Regions from separate parts of the Homo sapiens genome. Here region 1 is linked to region 2. A link is a loop called in an ENCODE intact Hi-C map of the cell type or tissue named here. Cell type or tissue: Calu3. All regions are shown on one strand. Each heading gives the region's core, and the rest is flanking DNA. Links, peaks and the distances in the headings are about the cores only.

The links. A loop is a pair of places that touch in the nucleus more often than their neighbours do. Peaks named below come from ENCODE experiments on the same cell type or tissue, not always from the same donor. Only the 100,000 strongest peaks of a DNase experiment are listed, where the experiment ranks them.
Region 1: a loop joins it to region 2, with 2.2 times the contacts of the local background. A loop is called at or near these places in 2 of 110 quality-filtered maps.

What each region holds. Positions count from the first base shown.
Region 1 is chr7:38,023,161-38,033,374 of GRCh38, forward strand. All of the region lies in intron 2 of LOC105375236 (a long non-coding RNA gene), which reads left to right. Among named protein-coding and RNA genes, the nearest start is that of EPDR1, 110 kb to the left of the region's middle. RefSeq lists a silencer at 9,554-9,754. In Calu3, for the core only: no CTCF peak of the experiment used is centred there; no DNase peak of the experiment used is centred there.
Region 2 is chr7:37,972,544-37,982,757 of GRCh38, forward strand. No RefSeq gene overlaps it. Among named protein-coding and RNA genes, the nearest start is that of EPDR1, 57 kb to the left of the region's middle. RefSeq lists a silencer at 2,764-3,058. In Calu3, for the core only: no CTCF peak of the experiment used is centred there; a DNase peak (open chromatin) is centred at 4,908.

The sequences.
Region 1 (10,214 bases), core at 1,708-6,707, 50 kb after region 2:
CCACCACACCCACCTAATTTTTTTGTATTTTTAGTGGAGATGGGTTTTTAATCTACTTTGGGTTGTCTCTAGAGAAAGTTGTCATTTCTTTTCACAATAGAATTTTGAGGTGTCCTGAAATGCAATGCTGTGTAATAAAATGGGAAGAATGAAACAACTTTTCATTTCCTCCTGGGAAGTTTCCTTGGAATTTCCTGTTATGGACCCTCACCACTGCCCACCCTACCATGCCAAGTCTCATCTCCATTCAGTTGCGTGCTCTTGGAAAGATATATAATCAAGACAATTTAGCCCAAGTTGTTGAAGTTTGTTGTCCAGCTGCAATTAGATCCTGATACCTTTTGGTATTAGTATGAGTATTCTTATGCTAATGCTAGTATTCTTACTATTCTTCTTTAACCATGCTACTTGCCTGTCATCCGCACCAATTTTTACTTATCTTCCAGAAATATGGTCCATACCATGACATCCCTGTTTCTGTGAAAACTGGTAGAAGTAACATCTACTGTTCACTTGCTATATTCCAGTAGTCATCATCACAGCAATCCTTGAGGTAGGAACTATTACTATCCACATTTCACAGATATGGAAAATTAACAGGGGCTAAGTCCATTTCTGAAAGTCTAAATGGCAGCTGGATGCAGCAAAGCTGTTATACTAACAATCATGGTAGCCCCTCTCAGAACCCAGACCCTGGAGCATCTGTAAGCTACATATATGTTGATTCTCTCCTGATAAAAATAGACATAATTCTTCCAAAGCCTATATGTGTTATTTTACCGATATTTTTAGACATATATTTTTCTTAGAATCCTGTCTTCTAAAATTCTTTATAATTTTCTCATCTATCACAAAGACCCAGTATGGCTTTATTCTTACTTATCGTTGAAAATGAAAACAACAACCCGATTAGGGAGAACTTGAAGTTGCCAAATGTTGAAATCAGTTTGTATTTGTCACACTAAACTCATATCGCTTTCTGTATTGGAATTTGCTAATTGTATATTCTACTTACACTGTCCCAATATATCTGAACTTCAGCAAGCTTTTTAACAAGGAAGCTTGAGAAAGTCTCTCTTATGGAAATTCTTACCATCATGACCAAAGATAACTGGAGATGAGTAAGCAGGAGGGCTGTTAATCGGCTTGATTCAGCTTAGAGAGGAGCTCCTAGAACTTAACAGATCTAAAAGCCTAATAAAGTTAATATGTTCATCTAATTCAGACAATGTAAAACTGGAATGGACAATGACAGATGTCCATGGAATAGACAATGTCAAGGTAGAGCCAAGAAACCTTAAAATGTGACTGATCATTAACAAGCATAAATATCCAATAAGCAGAGCCAAAAGTAAGATGAAATGTATAAAATGTAGGATGTGACTTACTAGCACCACTGATAAAAAAGAAACAACAACAAAAACAAACTCCAACAACAGTGTCAAAAACTGCCTCTTTAAGTCAAAATGGGAGTGACCACACACGTTCAATGCAATATTAGAATTACAGTTTTATCTGTCTAAGAGCTAGGTCATGTTTAATGTTTGCTGTAGCTGTAGGTGTCTGAGGCTGGAATTATTTTTCAGTGTCTTGGTTTTTGTTTCACTTGTCTTTGTGTTTCCCTAGAGACTCCATAAATATCTTCTGAGCCCTGCAGTTCTTCTCATAATCCATCATTATTATACAGGAGACCTACTGATGTGGTGGTAAAGCATGGAAGAAGAGAACCATTCTGTAATTTTATAATGAAGTCTTAGTTTTATAGTGAGGCTGTGCCCTGCACTGTGACTTTCACAAGTGCTTCTCAGCTTTTCCTCATCCCTTAGGTGAGAAGGGAAGGCTAAAGGGGGCTGGAGTTGGGTATTTCCCTTTCCGTAGATTAGGCTCTGGCAAAACAATCTCCTTTGAGGGCAGGCTTTTATTAAGGAGAACAGAGAGCTTTGGGTGTATTTAAAAATGGTTACTCTCCCTGCCAGAAAGACTGGGATTTTTTTCTCCAATCTTCACCAAAAGAACATGGTGGTGCTCTTGGAGGTAAAACAAAAAACATGTGGGCCCTCCCAGAGCTGGGCCCCCAGAGTTTGTAACTCTCAAGTTTATCCACATTGAGCCTATAGCAATTTGTCAATTATAGTTTAAATGTTCTTACCAGCACCGGCTCCAGCCTCTGGCTTCTGCTCCTCAGCTTCAGCTCCTGTAAACTATGATTCTTAGTATCTGACTCTCTCTCCAGTGTTTGCAGCAGCGGTCTGCTCTCAATTATCTGATGCCTCTAAGAAGAGTTGTTGATTTTCAGTTTGTTCAGTTTTTGTCTTTTTGTGAGAAGATGAGTGATGACTTCCAAGCTCTTTACATGTCAGACTGGAAAATCATAATGACAGATATGTACCTAAATATAGTGAGGAGACAGTAGACCTTACATAGTCTACCCACATCCAGGGAGTAGAGTCCAGTTTTAGCTATCATATCCAGAGAATGGTGAAAAGAAAGTAAAGCCGTGCACAAATAAAAATGATTTAAAAATCTGAAAATCAGTCTGAATCAGTAATAATGCCAATACAATTTTGCTACTCAGGAAATTTATCTTCTGTCCTAACGTCACTACTTTGCAAATGCAAATATACAAAATATACAGATAACATTAACAATTTATTTTTTGTTACTTGACTGTAAGTTGCAAAGTAGTATCTAATGAGATGCCAGGAATTCTGCCATAGAAACAAAAATATTCAGTACTTTCCAGCTACTGTTCATAGAACTTCAGTAAGTATATTCTTTCTCATAGATAATGATGCTGGTATAATTTGGTAAAGTAATAGTACTATGATTCACCTGCCGGTCCCTTAATGTCTCAGAAAATAGCAAGAAATACATATTATCCTTGAGCAAAGATGACTCAAAGTCAATAAAAATTTCCCACAAAGAAAACATCAAACCCAGACAACTTTATAGAGTAGTTCTACCACAATTTCAAGGAAAAAATAATAATTTTAGTTTTTTTATAAAGCTCTTACAGAAAATAGAGAAAGAAGGAACACATCTATCTCATTTTATGAGTTCAGCATTTTTAGGCCCAAACCTGACTACAACTGTCACATAAAGAAAAAGGATACAACAACCACACTTTCAAACAAAAATGTAAAATATTAGTAATTAAATAAAATATTAACAATCTGTATGTAACAATACATAAAAAGTTAGTACATCATGAGTAAGGTGAATTTATCCCAGGTATGCAATGTTAGTTTGATAATAGAAAATCAATTAATGGCATGTGTTACATTATTAAAGAGAGAAAGGTAGATGATTATCTTAATAGATGCTGAAAAGGCATTTTTAAAAGTTCAATATATATATATATAGATAATTTTTAAAAAATGTTTTAGCATATTAGGAATAGAAGGAAACCACTAATTTTATAAAAGGCAAGTAAAAACAAATAAATAAAAAAATTAGAACAAACACCAATCCTAACTGTAATGTTGAAGGCATTTCCTTTAAGATTAGGAGAAAGATAAGGATACCTGTTACCATCACTTCTCTTCAACCGTTGACTATAGAATCTATAGTTCAATCAAATAAGAAAAAAATAAAAGCAATAAGAAAAAAAAGAAGAATCAAAACTCTCATTTTTTGCAGGTGATATAATTTTATATATAAGTAGAAAATTTAAAAGAAGCTACAGAAAAACTAAGAAATTTAATAAAAAAGTTTGAAAAGTTTCTTGATAATGAAAATATAGAAAAGTTGGTTGTATTTCTGCATTAGGAACAAGCAGTTATAAACAGTTTAAAAAGAGATATTTTCCAGGGTGCCATGGTTCACATCTTTAATCCCAGCACTTTGGGAGGCCAAAGTGGGTGGATCACCTGAGGTCAGGAGTTCGAGACCAGCCTGACTAATATGCTGAAACTCCATCTCTACTACAAATGCAAAACTTAGCTGGGCATGGTGACTTGCACCTGTAGTCCCAGCTACTTGGGAGGCTGAGACAGGAGAATTGCTTGAACCCGGGAGGCAGAGGTTTCAGTGAGCCAAGATCATGCCACTGCACTCCAGCCTGAGTGACAGAGCAAGACTCCGTTTCAAAAAAATAAATAAATAAAAATAAAAAAGAAAGATATTTTCAGTGGCAAATAAAGATACAAAAATAACTAGGAATAATTCTATTAAAAGGCATACAAACCCCTAACATAGCAAATTATGAAATTTTGATTAAAAATCATCAAGGAGACCTAAACAAATGGAAAGAAATAAACTATTCCTGAATAAAACCTCAATTTTCCCTACATTAAACTACAGATTCAATGAACAGTCCCCCAAAAAGATTAGGCTGGCACAAAAGTAGTTGTTGTTTTGCCATTAAAAGTAATGGCAAAGGCAAAACTCGCAATTACTTTTGCACCAACCTCATACCAAAAAATGTTCTAGAGAGCACTGTGGAGCTGCAGGGCTTGGTCAACATGTGTAGGCAAAGGTGGTGGAAGACATACGCAGTGCATCTGAAGGTGCTGAGTCAAGCCAGTCAGTCATAATTTGAATGAGGGAGACTTTTTCAAATTTGGAAACACATTTGTACATTACATGATTTAATCACTGAGCAAGGACCCCAGGAAATAATGTTAATACACTGCTATGCTAGTTCTTGGATGCCTGGAAAATTCAGTAGCACCCACCAAGTAAAGTAGAGATGCTGGAATGCTAACAGCAAAAGAAAGGATCAAAAAGTTTAGAGATGTGGGCATGTGAAAGTGGATACACTATATAAAGCCAAAACAAAAACAAAAACACACCCTCAAAAACCTATAAGGCCACGTGATTTCACAGGCGGGCCTTGAGGACATTCCAACTGTTAGACAATAAATAGTTTGTTCATGAGCCAGACAGCAGCATCACTGAGAAACTCTTCTCTCTAAGCTTGGAATTGTTACTGGAGAACTGAACTCACCGACAGCAATGAGTGCCAACCAGGAAGCAGGCTCTCACCAGACACCAGACCTGCTGACAATTTGACCCTGAACTTCCCAGGCTCCAGAACTGTGAGAAATAAATGTCTGTTGCTTAAGCTACTTGGTCTATGGTATTTTTGTTACAGCAGCCTGTACTGACTAAGACATCTTTCTCCAAGCTGCCTTCAGCGTTGACTGCTGAGAGTTTATTGTTGACTCTTTCTGTAAGAACTGCCTTTGCCTGAAGGAAGTTGCCTTGCCAAATACATATTTTTTTTATTATACTTTAAGTTTTAGGGTACATGTGCACATTGTGCAGGTTAGTTACATATGTATACATGTGCCATGCTGGTGCGCTGCACCCGCTAACTCGTCATCTAGCCTTAGGTATATCTCCCAATGCTATCCCTCCCCCCTCCCCCCACCCCACCACAGTCCCCAGAGTGTGATATTCCCCTTCATGTGTCCATGTGATCTCATTGTTCAATTCCCACCTATGAGTGAGAATATGCGGTGTTTGGTTTTTTGTTCTTGCGATAGTTTACTGAGAATGATGATTTCCAATTTCATCCATGTCCCTACAAAGGACATGAACTCATCATTTTTTATGGCTGCATAGTATTCCATGGTGTATATGTGCCACATTTTCTTAATCCAGTCTATCATTGTTGGACATTTGGGTTGGTTCCAAGTCTTTGCTATTGTGAATAATGCCGCAATAAACATACGTGTGCATGTGTCTTTATAGCAGCATGATTTATAGTCATTTGGGTATATACCCAGTAATGGGATGGCTGGGTCAAATGGTATTTCTAGTTCTAGATCCCTGAGGAATCGCCACACTGACTTCCACAATGGTTGAACTAGTTTACAGTCCCACCAACAGCGTAAAAGTGTTCCTATTTCTCCACATCCTCTCCAGCACCTGTTGTTTCCTGACTTTTTAATGATTGCCATTCTAACTGGTGTGAGATGATATCTCATAGTGGTTTTGATTTGCATTTCTCTGATGGCCAGTGATGATGAGCATTTTTTCATGTGTTTTTTGGCTGCATAAATGTCTTCTTTTGAGAAGTGTCTGTTCATGTCCTTTGCCCACTTTTTGATGGGGTTGTTTGTTTTTTTCTTGTAAATTTGTTTGAGTTCATTGTAGATTCTGGATATTAGCCCTTTGTCAGATGAGTAGGTTGCGAAAATTTTCTCCCATGTTGTAGGTTGCCTGTTCACTCTGATGGTAGTTTCTTTTGCTGTGCAGAAGCTCTTTAGTTTAATTAGATCCCATTTGTCAATTTTGGCTTTTGTTGCCATTGCTTTTGGTGTTTTGGACATGAAGTCCTTGCCCATGCCTATGTCCTGAATGGTAATGCCTAGGTTTTCTTCTAGGGTTTTGATGGTTTTAGGTCTAACGTTTAAGTCTTTAATCCATCTTGAATTGATTTTTAATAAATGGTGCTGGGAAAACTGGCTAGCCATATGTAGAAAGCTGAAACTGGATCCCTTCCTTACACCTTATGCCTTGCCAAATATTATTTCCTCCGCAGAAGCAGTCCACATGCAATGACTCATAGATATGGGGATTAAGACACTTGGCCCCTTTAACCTGATTTGGGTATTCTCTGAAGAATCTTCCCAGCTCCAGAGCTCCCCATGATATTCACTGAGGCCTCTGATGCATCTGTGCCACAATTCAATTTTTCTCTCTTCTCCCATTTGTCTCACTCCTCTGGTATTGATTGCATGAATATAAACCCCTGCACAGAGGGGTTTCCCATCTCAGAGTCCATTTTGTAGGGAACCTAAGCAAAGACAAGCATTTACCATGGAAGTTGACAAGCTGATCCTAAAATTTATATGAAAGTACAAAATCAGCAATAGCCAAGAAACTTCTGAAGACAAACCATGTTGGGAAATGGGTGGTGGTATTAAGTGGGCCTGCAATATCAGATATGAAGACTTATAAAGCTGTAGGAAATGGGACTGTATAATTCTGCTGCCAAAATTGATAAATAAGTAATGGAAAAGAATAGAGAACTGGACAAATACCTAAACATATGTGGAAACTCAATTCACAACAGTGTGCCTCAGATATCACTGAAGGAAGGATAGATTGTTTAGTAACTGTGTCTTGAGAATTCATTTATCATATATAAGAGAATATCTTTATGACATCAGAGTAGGGAAGAATTTCCTAAACAAGGTTCAACAAAGCATAAACCACAAAGAAGAAGATGAAGAAATTTGACTATATTAAAATTAAGAACTTCTTGTCATCAAAAGTCACCATAAACAGAATGAACAAGTAATCCACAAACTGGAAAAATATATTTGAAATTCTCAGTTACAAAGGATTGGTAACCAGCATATATAAGGAAATCTTATAAATGACTAAGAAAACACTAACACTTTCACTTCTATAATAAAAAAAGACATGAGCAGACATATTTTGTAACATGAACATAAATCTTTTAGAAACAACTTGTAATACAACTGGAAGTGTCTAAAAATTTATATTACCTAGATATATACCCATTGAGGCAGAAAAGGTGCTTGTTGGTTTTTAGACTCTGAATATAGACCACCACTCATACATATTGCTCATCTAGGAACCCTTCTGTATAATTTCCAGCGATTTCAACTCTCACTAAAATCTCATCTAAAAAAATACTCTTAACATACCGTTTAATTTAACTGTTAAGCAAAAGTTGGTTTCATCTCAACTAGATTTTTCAAGTACAATTCTTAAAAAATTAAAAGTATTTTACTGTTTTTAAAAAGCAAGCAATATATGCATCATACATATATGTAACTTATGCACACATTCACACATATACAGGTAATAGCTGTGAATGTATATTTTACATCTTTATACATTATAAATATGAGAATTTATTTTGAAAAATCAGCCCACAGGGAATTTATAATTCAATAGATTTGAAGTATGGCATCAACTCTCCAGAAAAGATCAGCTAGAAATGGAGTATTTGAGTTTACCTCTCTGGCTTCCCATTAGTACAGAAATATCAAAATATGTTACACATAGCCTGACTGTCTTCTAATGCTCAACCATTGGTAGCTATCTTTTCTAGTAAATCTCTATCTCAGTCCTTTTCCATAGAATACTTCAGGAAGCCACTATCAATTTTTCAGAGTTGGTTAAACAAATGAAACTCACTTGCCATCTCTACACTAGACCAAAAACCCTGATCAAATAGACTTTTTTTTTTCATTTTGCCTCTCAGGAACATTGCATTCCTATAACAACAGAGACAAAGCATTGTCTCTTCTCCCTGGGCACCCCTATTTGCAATCTCAAGCACTGAATCCTGGAATCTGAAGGACTTTGAAAAGCACACTGGCTTGAACTGCCATCTTCTAATGCTATAAGAGTTTGTTTTTGTAAAAGCCAGTCTTATTTTAATCCTAGTCACTTTAGTCACTGTAACCAAAATTATGTAAACTTTCTAAATAGACTAAATATTCTAAAAATACAGTGAAACACCAGCCTCCACACCAACCAAGTCACAATAGGGTGTCTGACCTAAAGCCACAAAATGAAAATATGATGGGAAAGTCATTTATCAAACTGCAGAGACCATAACATGCTCCTATCACTGTGTCAAAAGCAAAGGCAGCAACCAAATGGCTATTACTCAAAGTGATAACATTATCTTTGGGAAAGCATTTTATTTATGCATTCCTATAAGTGCTTATCATATTAGTTACAATTTATATTCAACACTATATGAATGTATTTTTGAACATTTTTCCATATTTTGGAAAATGATGAAACTATTTTCTACTTTGTAATTTTGTGTTCAGAATCTCCCTTGAAGAAATATGAGTGTGGGCAGTGGAAAAATAATTTGTTTCCATGTATTTGTTACCACTTATAGCACAGCCTTGAGTATTTTGAGTCCTAAATAAACTTCTCTGACCATAGGGAAGAATTGTGAAAACAAGTACATCAAACGTTATAATACAGACACAATTGCCTATATCTGCTGCCCACCTGCAAATGTAGTGTCCATAAGGCCTCTTTCTCAAGTATTGCATGTGGTACCCATGAGCTCATGAACAACCCCACTCAGCTGCCAGGTTCTGGTCACTGTCTCTCCCTCTCTCTCTCTCTTCTCCTGTAGCCTTGGCTAACAGAGGATCCCACTACTGATGCCTTTAAATTACAGAAGCACATCTGGTAAAATAGAGAAATGTGTTTTCTGTTTTGCTGCCACTTAATTTTGGAAAAGTAGCAAAGCCAACCTACTGCCTTATATCTGCTACACTGTCTGTACTTTCAAGTATTTTAGTATGAACAGATGATGTGTGTATAACTTTTCTTGAATCCAGTGTACTTAGTTATAAATTTTTTGTTTAGCTATAATTTACATACAGTAGACTTCACCCTATTAAGGGTACTGTGGTTTTACAGGTCCTCCCAAAGCAGATAACAATGTGGGAATCAACATGCATTATACTGGCAAGTGTTCTGTTTGAAATTTAGCCGTTGTAATAGGATTTTGTTTCCCACTGATAGTTTTTACATAAAACTGTATAATCCACCCTATGTGGCAGGTGGAGTCTCTAGAACAGATTTATTTTACATAGCTTGCCCAAAGCAAATGAAAGCTCATCTAATCTATCAAATGGTGTCTGTAACCACACATGATATCTTGTCTGCAGGATTCAGAGCCTTCCTTCAGCCAGTGATGGTCAGTTGTGCACATGGTTACTCAGAGGCAATAGAACGTGGCATATACTTCCTGCCTATCTCCTGTGTTCAAAAAGCTGATCAATATCACACAGCCTTGGAAACTTTTGTGCAGTGCTTAGTTTTGGATAGTGGGACTACAGAAAGTATGGAGAAGTAGAAAATAGAGATGAAAAGTTATCCACACTCTATTTAGTAAGCATATAATTTTTAATTGGGTTTGATGATGGTTGAAAGAAAAAAAAGAGAACATAAGCATATTTATTACCACGGAACTGGACACCTAAAACTGGTAAAGAGGGAAAATTGTTTAAAAGGTTGGGGTCGAGGAAGATTAATATCGAGGGCAGGTGATTGGTTCTGGTAATTAAAAAATGTAATTTTCTGTGGAGTCCTAAAACCAGATACAAGATGCTGATACAATAAAGAGTGAAAAGTAAAGGAGTATGGGCAGCCAACTTAGACTTATTTTCCTCCCAGCAATGAAGAGAAGGGAAAGAGTAGCAGCCTCCTTCAAACACCAGCCCAAGATCCAACTCTTCTTTGAAGCTTTCCTG
Region 2 (10,214 bases), core at 2,135-7,134:
GTGAGAAGAAACACCTGGCAAACAGACTCTGAGCTGAGCATCTCACATCTTCTGGAGCTTCAATGATGAACAGGTAATTCCCCACCTGTCATCAACATCATGCTATATCCTAAAAATTAGGCAGAGATATGTATCAATTTATTTGCCTAATAAGCAAACCAAGTTAACCAGTTATTAAAATAATTTTTTTCTCACCCTTCACACCAAAAGTCAAACCACTCTGTGTCTCTGGAAACTCAGTGAACCCAGTCAGAGGTAGTCATGAACTTGAAGTTTGAAAATAGGAAAAACAGAGGACATTCTATTTTGGTTATTGCAGGTAATAAAAATAGGCAGTTTAAAAGGCCTGCATGTTAGTTCAAAACACTCATCTGATTTATGCCTTTAAGAACTTAATTTTTTCCCTTGACTATTTTGAGAAATCTTACCTTTATGATTGATGAGGGGCTGCTGTATCTTTCTGAATTATGATTCTTTCCAAGTCTTCCCTGCTCTGTTCTCCAAGCTTCTTTAAGTGCTAGTAAATGTAGATTAAATGAATGAATGGTAGATAAACAAAAGAATTTCAGAAAGAGAACAGAAGGAAAGAAGAAGAAGAGACAGACAGAGAGGAAAATAGAGGAGATATGGGAGAGAGAGAGAGAGAGAGAGAACTGATTGCTGTAATTCATTTATTTAAAACAACATTATCTAGAATAGTCAGTATCACCTAATAGAAATGTGTTATTTAAGGGGAACACTCAACCCATCAGCAATAAAAAAGCAGCTAGGACACTCCAACTGATATTCCATATCATAAACTAGGTCAATATAATTTATTAAGATTATGTGATTGATAAGGGAAGTAACTTTTCTGGTTAGATTTTGGGGAAATAGTGCAAAAAAAAAATACCAATGTTTACTGTCCATTTAAGCCCTGTGCTCATGTTTTCATTTTTGTGGGAAAAGGGAAAAATGATTCTGGATCATGCCATTCCTCATTTCTCTGACAACACTCTCTCAAAATTCTCACAGTACAATATTGTTTTAAATACTCAGTGATCAAACACTTTCATCTGAAACTAGAAAATATTTAAGAAGAAATAAGACAACTGGTGGTTTTATCCTCATCATTTTCTTTTCCTTCATCCCTTCCTTTCTTCAAAACCCTAGCAAACGTCATACGTACAAAAGAACCGCTGCCTAACCACAGGTTTTAATTCAAGGAAGGCAGAAATTTCCTCTCCCAAATAAATTTCAAAATAATGAAGCCAGTAATTCAATAAAGGAAAGAAAAATAATATTTTCATGGAGGAAAGTTGCCTACTAATGCAGTGCCACAGTTTTCAATCCAAGCTGCCCCCAAGCCTTGATAGTGGCCAAGAAGACTGATTTCCCAGAGAGTCTCCAGAACAGGAGTCATCAGGGACATTCTCTTTCTTTCCTGCTCCATGATTGTATCTGGTGTGGTCACCATGGAAAGACAGGCCTTCAGCTGAGCTGCCTTTGAACTGTGTGAGCTTAGCCCTGTTTGAGTTGAGACAGGCACTGAGAGGCATAACTATGGCTCTGCATTTAGTCCACATCAATCAAGGAATTGTCATGTCTCTTCCTGACTTTGTCTTAAGCACCTTGTAGGACAGATAAGAAGCAGTATTTAGAATGTCAGAGCACGACTAAGGGGTGTAGGTGGTCAAACCTCATAGGGGCATATGACTAAGCTTTCATTTCTGAACAATGGTGATAACAACAGTTTCAGAAAGCACCATTTCTGGAACTTTTACTTTTGACACTGATATTTTGCCAAGAATTTACATGCATCTTTATAGCCAATGATCCTCATTATAGAAGGATGATGATCACTATTACCACCATTATTCAGAAGAAGTAACTGAGCCTCAGGTAGGTTAATCAATGTACCCAGGTTCAGTAGGGCACACCCATGGAGAAGCTATAGTATGGAATTCAGCTGTCTGCTGAAAATACCCATGTTTTTAACTGCTATGCAAAATGATGTATTTATTATGGAGAAGTCATTTTAAAATCAGGTAGAAACATATAAATTTATGATCCATAAAACTTAAAAGTGTTTACCCATTGTTTGTTGAGTTGTGCTCTGGTGTAGAACCAAGGACACTGGCCTCCAAGGGTGGTCCTCCAGCTAAGTTGTCAATCCTATCTGTAGCCACTCCTCTACCCTCTGCTCCAACCACCCTCAACGGCTTATATTCCAACATACTTCGTGCCTTTGTTTAAGCTGCACCATCTGCCTTAAATGTCTTTCTCCTGTCTGAGCAGCTCAAATCCTGCTCATTCCTTACATTTTGGCTCAGTTGTCACGTTCACTTAGAAACTGGGAAATAAGAGAAAGTTGAAGAATGGTTCTTTAATTGAGTTGTGAACCTAGCATGTGTTTTGGTAAATTTGATACTGGTGTGAGTGAAGTGCTACCGCATTACAGAGCCTTTGTGTTTGCCAAGTGAGAGCAGACAGTTCCTACTTTCTGTATCCACTGTGATTCTCCAAGAACAGAAGAAGATTTCTCTCCAGAACAAGGAAAGCAGGGCTGAAAAGCTGCCATTCTGCCTGCAAAATCTGTAATTCCTGTATATTCGAGAGAAAATTTACGCATGAGGGAAGCTCCCATGTTCTTACATATAATATAAATGGGAAAAGTACTAAGAATGTCCAATGTCCAATAAATAAGTCTTTGATCCCTCATGAAATTTTTGATACCCTGCTCCTCTTTTTGCAGTGTGGGTTTATTAGAATTACCTTATCAATGGCATATCAGGTTTCTATTCCTTCCATTAATTTAAGGAAAACGAATGAGCTATATATGCATCTGTGGATAATACATTGTTGGTTATCACATTCGGCAGCTTTAGTGCAGTAGCAATCCCTCCAAATCCCAGTGACTTAACCAAAACCATATACTTGTCACTTGACTTTGTGCATTAGCAGCAGCTTCTTATCTAGGCAGCTCTGCCCAATATGTCTCATTGAAAGCTAAAAAGTGCTCATTCTGGGCACTAGGCTGAAGGAGCAGCGCTTATTTGAGATATATGGTCCTTGTGGCAGACAGAAAAGAGTAAGATAGCTAAAGAAAACAATCAATGGCTCTTAAAACTTCTGCTTGGTAGTGAAGTGTGCACACACACTCACTTTGCGTGGACCAAATCAAGTCACATGGCTGAGCCTGACGGCAATGGGCATGAATATTTATCCCTTCCATTGGAGGCACTGCCAATCAAATTGCAGAAGGTGGGGACATATAATCCTTTTAAAAGAAGGGCAAGTGGCCAGGCATGGTGGCTCATGCTTGTAATCCCAGCCCTTTGGGAGGCCAGAGTCGGTGGATTGTTTGAGGCCAGGAGTTTGAGGCCAGCCTAGGTAACACGAGGAAACCCTGTCTCTACAAAAAATTTAAAAAATAAAAAAATTAGCCAGGTGTGGTGGCACATACCTGTAGTCCCAATTACTCTGGAGGCCGAGGCGGGAGGACCGTTTGAGCCCTGGAGATTATGGCTGCAGTGAGCCAAGATCATGCCACTGCACTCCAGCCTGGTGACAGAGTGAGACCTCATCTCAAAAAAAAAACAAAGAAACAAAAGAAGAGCCAGGAAGTTGTTATTGGTTATACAGTTGGTTATGGCTACTTAGATATTACTTATAATGGGTGTGACCTCTATTGCGGATTGTCATAGCCCGAATTGTGTTCCACCCCAAAAAATTCATGTTTGGTATCCTAAACCTCAGTGCTTAAGAATGTGACTGTATTTCAAGATTGGGTCTTTAAAGAGATAAATAAGGTTAATGGAGTTCATTGGTGTGGGCTGTAATCCAATAAAACTGGGGTCCTTATAAGTAGATGAGAGTAGAACACAGACATGTACAGAGGAAAGACCACATGAAGATGCAAGGAAAAGATGACCATCTGCTAACCAAGAATAAAGGTCTCAAAACATCGGGCCTCAGAATTGTGAGAAAATAGATTTCTGTTGCTGAAGCCACCCAGACTGTGGTACTTTGTAATGGCAGCCCTAGCAAATAGACAGTGATGAATAAATTAGCAGATTTGATGACATTGATATTTCCATTATTTATTTTATTCAACACCTCTAATAATCTCTATTATTATATTAAACATTTACTCTGTATTAAGTATAGTATTAAATGTTCTATATACATTATCTGTTTTATTCACTCAAGACAATTCTATGATGTAAGTACTACTATTTTCCACATTTTGTATATGAGAAAATGTTATATCGATAGCTTGAAGGGTTTGAAGAACTTGTCTAAGTTGACACCCAGGTGGGGAACTGTGATCTGATCCTAGGTCATCTGAATCCAGAATCAGCTTTCTGCCACCATTATCAAGGGACATTGGATATTCTGTAGCATTTACTAAAATCAAGAAAGTTAAAAAAATATAAACATGAGAGATCTATGATGCCCATCTTGAGGAGTTCACAATCCAGTTGATAAAAGAAAAGAAGAAATAAGTATAATCCTAGAGAAGATAAGATAAATGTCATGTAAAACACTCTGTCCAGAATTGTTATTTATAACTTGGATGAGGAAATTGATGGCACAATAATAAATGTTGCTGAAGATGCAGCTGAAAGAGATGTTATTCCTTGGATAACACTCAAAATTTTAAAAAGGTGATACATAAAACTATCTTGTCAGGCTGGAACGATTGGCCAAATCTGGAGAAACGATGCATGATGAACAAATAAAATAAATTTCTAAGTACAAAAAAAACTGGATCAGAACAATAACAACAAAATAATGTAGTTTGTTGTGTGAACAAAGGTCATTTTAGTTTCATATTAGTCAGCTGTATCACTCATTGTGGACTAAGTCATTCAACAAACATTTATAGGGTGGCTCCTAGGAGGAAGTGGAAGGAAGTCACTGCTCTCAAGTTGTCAGTCCAGTGGTGAGAGAGACACATGAGCAAATCATGATACAAGGATCTGACAGATGCCTTTAAGTGAGTCTGAATGAAGCACCTCGGTAAATGGCAGAGAAAGGAAATAATTTTTGTAGGTTCATGAGAAGAGGTTGAGATGGGAAGGAGTTTGCTGGGCAGAGAACCAAGTTCATGATAATCTAGGAGGAAGAACAGTAAGTGAATATTCAATTGTATGAAAAAGCTCTCCCCTGTTTGGAATGGCTGAAATACAAGTTAAAACACCAGCATAGGATGAGGCTAAAATTTTGACTGGGATTCGGTTTTGAAGGGCAGTACAGTTAATGCTGCTGAGTCTGGCCTTCCTCTTGTATGTAACAACAAGGTAATAAAAATTTCTAGAGGAGCAACATGACCACATTTGATTTTTTGGAAGATAATTGTTGCAAGCAATGTACAGAAAAGACTGGAGGGTGGAGAGAACAGATTCAGGGAGATCAGTTAACGAGTGGTTGCAATTTTCCAGTAAGAGAAGTTGAAGCCTAAGGGAGGTAGGTTCTGCTAAAAATACTGACACTAATGGTACAGCTGTGGCTCTTTCCACTGTCCTGGCTCAAAGTGAAGTTTTGAACTGTTTTTTTGTTTTGTTTTTTCTGAAACCACCCAAGTTGAGCTGCTGGTTCCTTCTGCACTACCCGGTCCCTTCCCGTGTCCACAGTTCTACCCTTTCTTATACGGGCCTTAAAAAGTGCTGGGGTATTGATAAATGTTTATAGTACAGTTGAGATGGGCTGACTGAAACATCAGGATGTACACGGGTGACATTTCTACTGGGTGCTCATGGGATGAGTTGTAAGCAGCGATCAGAGGAAGAACCTTCACGGGGGACAATGAAAAGCAACGCTAGCAATTGTCTTTGGCAGGACAGAGTGCAGCACTCTACTGAACATGACAGACAGCCTTCAGCATGGCTTAGCTCTGTCGCCTGTTGACTGCCCTTGGGCTGGCCATAATGGTCTTCTTCAGGGCAGAGATTGAGTTCTTTCCAAGTATGATCTCTGCTCTTCTCTGTGTGATCCCTCCAAGCCATGCAGAAGGTCACCCTGACCTCCGTTCTTGTCAGGTTCTCTATCATCCCATTGACTCCCTGGAAAACTGCACTCTTAATTTTTTATTTGTAGGCTAACTTTATACCTTTATCTTTCAAATCTTTGCCTTTTGATTTCCAAAAATTATTCTCTCAAAAATCTTGGCTCTTATCAACTAACAGCTTTCAAAAACTATCATCTTTTATGTGGACTTCAAAAACTTGACTGTCTTTGTTTTTCTTTGTGTTTGAGCTAAATAAATTTTAAACCTCTCTTCTCAAATTCCCCTTAAAGATATCTCTAACAGTTTGTATTCTCTTTGTGTTCAAGCTAAATAAATTTTAAACATCTGTTCTCCCATTTTCCTTAAACTGAAGATATCGCTAGGAGTTTGTGTCTCTATATAGGGACATACATAATCAGACAGGTATGGAAAAGAAAAGGATATTATATTATTTTCTAAATATAATTTTTACAATGATTGTATTAAAAGCCAACTAAAATTATGATATCCTAGGAGAATAAAAAATTACTAACATTGACTCAAGAAGAAACAGAAGAAAGAATAGGCTAATTCAAATGATAGGGAAAAAAGCTGAAAAAGATGAGAAAGTATGAAACTGCTTCACAATAAAGGTGCCCGCCCAGTTTTATGCAAGATGCCTTTGAGAATCATACATAATGCCTATGATTATTTTTAAAATTGCTCTGAAGCATTGGTGTTCAAAATATTGGCCGGGCACAGTGGCTTACGGCTGTAATCCCAGAACTTTGGGAGGCCAAGGCGGGTGGATCACTTGAGGTCAAGAGTTCAATACCAGCCTGGCCAACATGGCAAAACCCATCTCTACTAAAAATACAAAAATTAGCCAGGTGTGGTAGCACACACCTGTAGTCTCAGCTACCTGGGAGACCAAAGGACGAGAATCATTTGAACCTGGGAAATGGAGGTTGCAGTGAGCTGAGATCATGCTACTGCACTCAAGCCTGGGCAACAAGCAAGACTCTGTCCTCCCCCACATATCTACATGTATGTATATATATATATGTGCACAAGAATCACTTGGGGAGGTTATTAAACACATGGACTCCTTTCTCCTCTCCTCTCCCCATCTTCTCTTTGGGACTTTGATACAGTAGCTGTGGGATGGGATCTGGGAATCTGAATTTTAAATAAACAGATGCTCGGAGAACAATACTGTCCTTTGAGAAGCCTGTTCTAAAGCCATGGTCTTTTTAAATATGAAGTTTGCATTAAAAATCCATTAGGATGGATTAAAAAATAGAACTTTATTTTTCTTAATAAAAGAAAGAAATTTCAATTTCACTGTAATAGCATTTATTTAACTGATTGACCTGGCTCCTTCTCTGAGTTCTTATGGTCAAATGGCCAATGCACATGTATGGCCCCACAGATATTCTTGAAAGAAAGTATGGGTGCCACCTGGTCCCCTCAACAGTGTGTTTGCTCTTATACACTGCACTGCAATTTGCAACTATGTGGGTTCTACCATATAGTTGTCATTAAAGGAATCCTCCCAAAATGGACAAATGGCATGATTATATTCCTGAAGAGAAGCCACAGATTGAAGAGAGAGCACTATTAAATGATGCTTTTACTATTGATTGTTCAAAGAAAAGATTTCATCAGTCACATTATGAGTCAGACACAACTATGACCTCATCAGATATTAAAAACATTGGCTGAATAATTTTAAATGATCAGGAATGTTACTGGAAAATAGAGATCCATACACAGTATCGGCAAGAGCAAACCTTATTTTAATTGTATATTGTACCTGTGAATTAGTTTATAAAAGGATGAGGTCTTCAGGATGCTGAGTACTTAAAATCTAAGCATCCAGAATATTATTAAAATAATTTTAATTAGAGATATGATTTGTAAATAAATCAAAATGCATATAATATGGTAACATTTTAACAGCAAATTTGCTGATAAATGTGAATTATTAAAAAGAATAAGCCTCTTCTTACAGGTAGGGCTATTCAAAATGTGGTCCATGGACTGCTGGTGGTCATCAACTATTTGTTACGTGGTCAAGATAAATATGGCAATAATAGTCAGCATTTAGAAACTTTTACAGCAATTTGGTAGAGTAACCTGATGCCTATTGAATCTATTCATAAAGAAATTAAGCTTTTATTTCGATTGTTTTTGGCTTCTTGTTTTATTTTTCTAGTAATTTCTTTTTGCTTTGTTTTAACCAAAATAGCAGTGCATGATGGATAGGAAATTGAAATAAAGGATTTCACCACAGATAATTTGAAAAACATTGTTTTAAAGCATAGAAAACAATTCTAATTTATGTATAATATCCTAGTTTATTTTATAAATTAGCATAGTCCTGAAATCAATACCTGACAAATATCCCACAATAACAAACCTATAATTATAAGGAAAATATTAGCAAATCAATCCAGCCTCAAATTAAAATACTAATATGCCATGACCTCTTTGAATTTTATTTTTTTCTTTAACTTTTAAACTGTAAAATGGTTTAATTTCTAATAATGTGTTATTTATATAATTATGCTAATAGCTTACAAGAGACAATAACATAATTACATTGATAAATATTCATGAAAAATTATTTCATCAACAAAACAGGCTATTAAGTAGTAATAACTACAATTTTTTATAATCATATATTTACTTAGTAGAAAAAATCTGGAATATTATAAACCAAAACGCTTACATTGGCTGTTTTGTTTTGATTTATATTTTCTTCTTATGTTTATAGCTATGTTCTAAACTTTCAATAACACATTTTTTTTTAAGAGACAAGATCTTGCTCTGTCACCCAGGCTGGAGTGCAAGGGCACCATCATGGCTCACTGTAACCTTGAAGTCCTGGGCTCAAGTGATCTTCCCACCTCAGCCTCCCAAGTAGCTAGGATGACAGGTGTGTGCCACCACTCCTGGCTAATTTATTTATTTATTTTTTTGCAGAGGCGGGGTCTTGCTGTATTGTCCAGGCTGATCTCAAACTCCTAGCCTTAAGCCATTCTCCTGCCTTGACCTCCTAAAGTGCTGGGATTACAAGTGTGAGCCACTGTGCTTGGACTATAATATATGTAATTTTATGTAATAAGTTAAAAAAAGTACAGTCATTGTAGGTATAAAACATTGTGTGTGCCTAGAGTTTAAGTTCCTATGAAACATATAAGGATTTAATATTACTCACTCACAGGTTTACACATTTTCCACTAACTTGTTTTGGAAGTAATTTACTCAATGGCTCATTTTAATTTCATCTTCAGGAATGAGCAATTTGTAATTTACAAAGAAAAGCAATAAAAACATTCCATTAGTGTTCCTCAAACTACTGTGCATTGCATGTATTTGCATAATGAAGACAGACTTTTTTGTTCTCTGAAAAGAATCAAGTCTTTTCCCTTCCCACCCTTTGGTCTTACTTATTTCCAAGGTAACAGGGTGGTAGGCCCAGTCTTCTTCCTTTGAAATTTCCTCCCTGTGATGGGTCTGCCTTTTAGATCAGTTCATTTCTTTATGACATTGCTCTGAATTTCTGACCCTTCTTTATTGCCTTTATTGCAAAATGATTTTTGCAATAGTTCTAGTCATCACTAATCACCCTTATCTTTTTTTTTCGAACATTTAAATCACATGATAGCATGTGACTCAGGACAGAAACTTGTACCAGGGTGCAAGTGGTTGAATATCTTAACTAGTCAGATTTGGGAAATATTTTGAAGGTAGAGATTGCAGGATCTGTTGGATGGAATGCGGGATGTGAGAGAATATTTCAGGATGGCTATAATGATTTTGGCCTGAATAACTGGAAAAATTGAGCTGGTATTTACTGAAATAGGGAGAACTGTGGGAAGGATTTGGGTGGGAAATGAAAGTTCCATTTTGGACATATTAAGTTTGAGTGCATTCTATATATTCAAGTACACATAGAGAATAGACAGTTGAAATTTGAATCTGGAGTTAAATGGAGAGATTAGTGTTGAAGTTAAGATGTGTGGCTTGTTGCTGAGTGTGGCATCTAAAGCCAACTGGTGTGGATGAGATCATTTGTAGATGAGCACTGAGCAAGTGCTCTGCTGCATTCTGAGGATGGGAACAGGGCCTGCTTCATGGCCACATGATCTTGGCAGTCGCACAAAACCTCTTGCTTAGGAGGAACCGGTGCTTGATTGAATGCTCTGCTCTCACTCTCTTGAAACTGTTAATAATT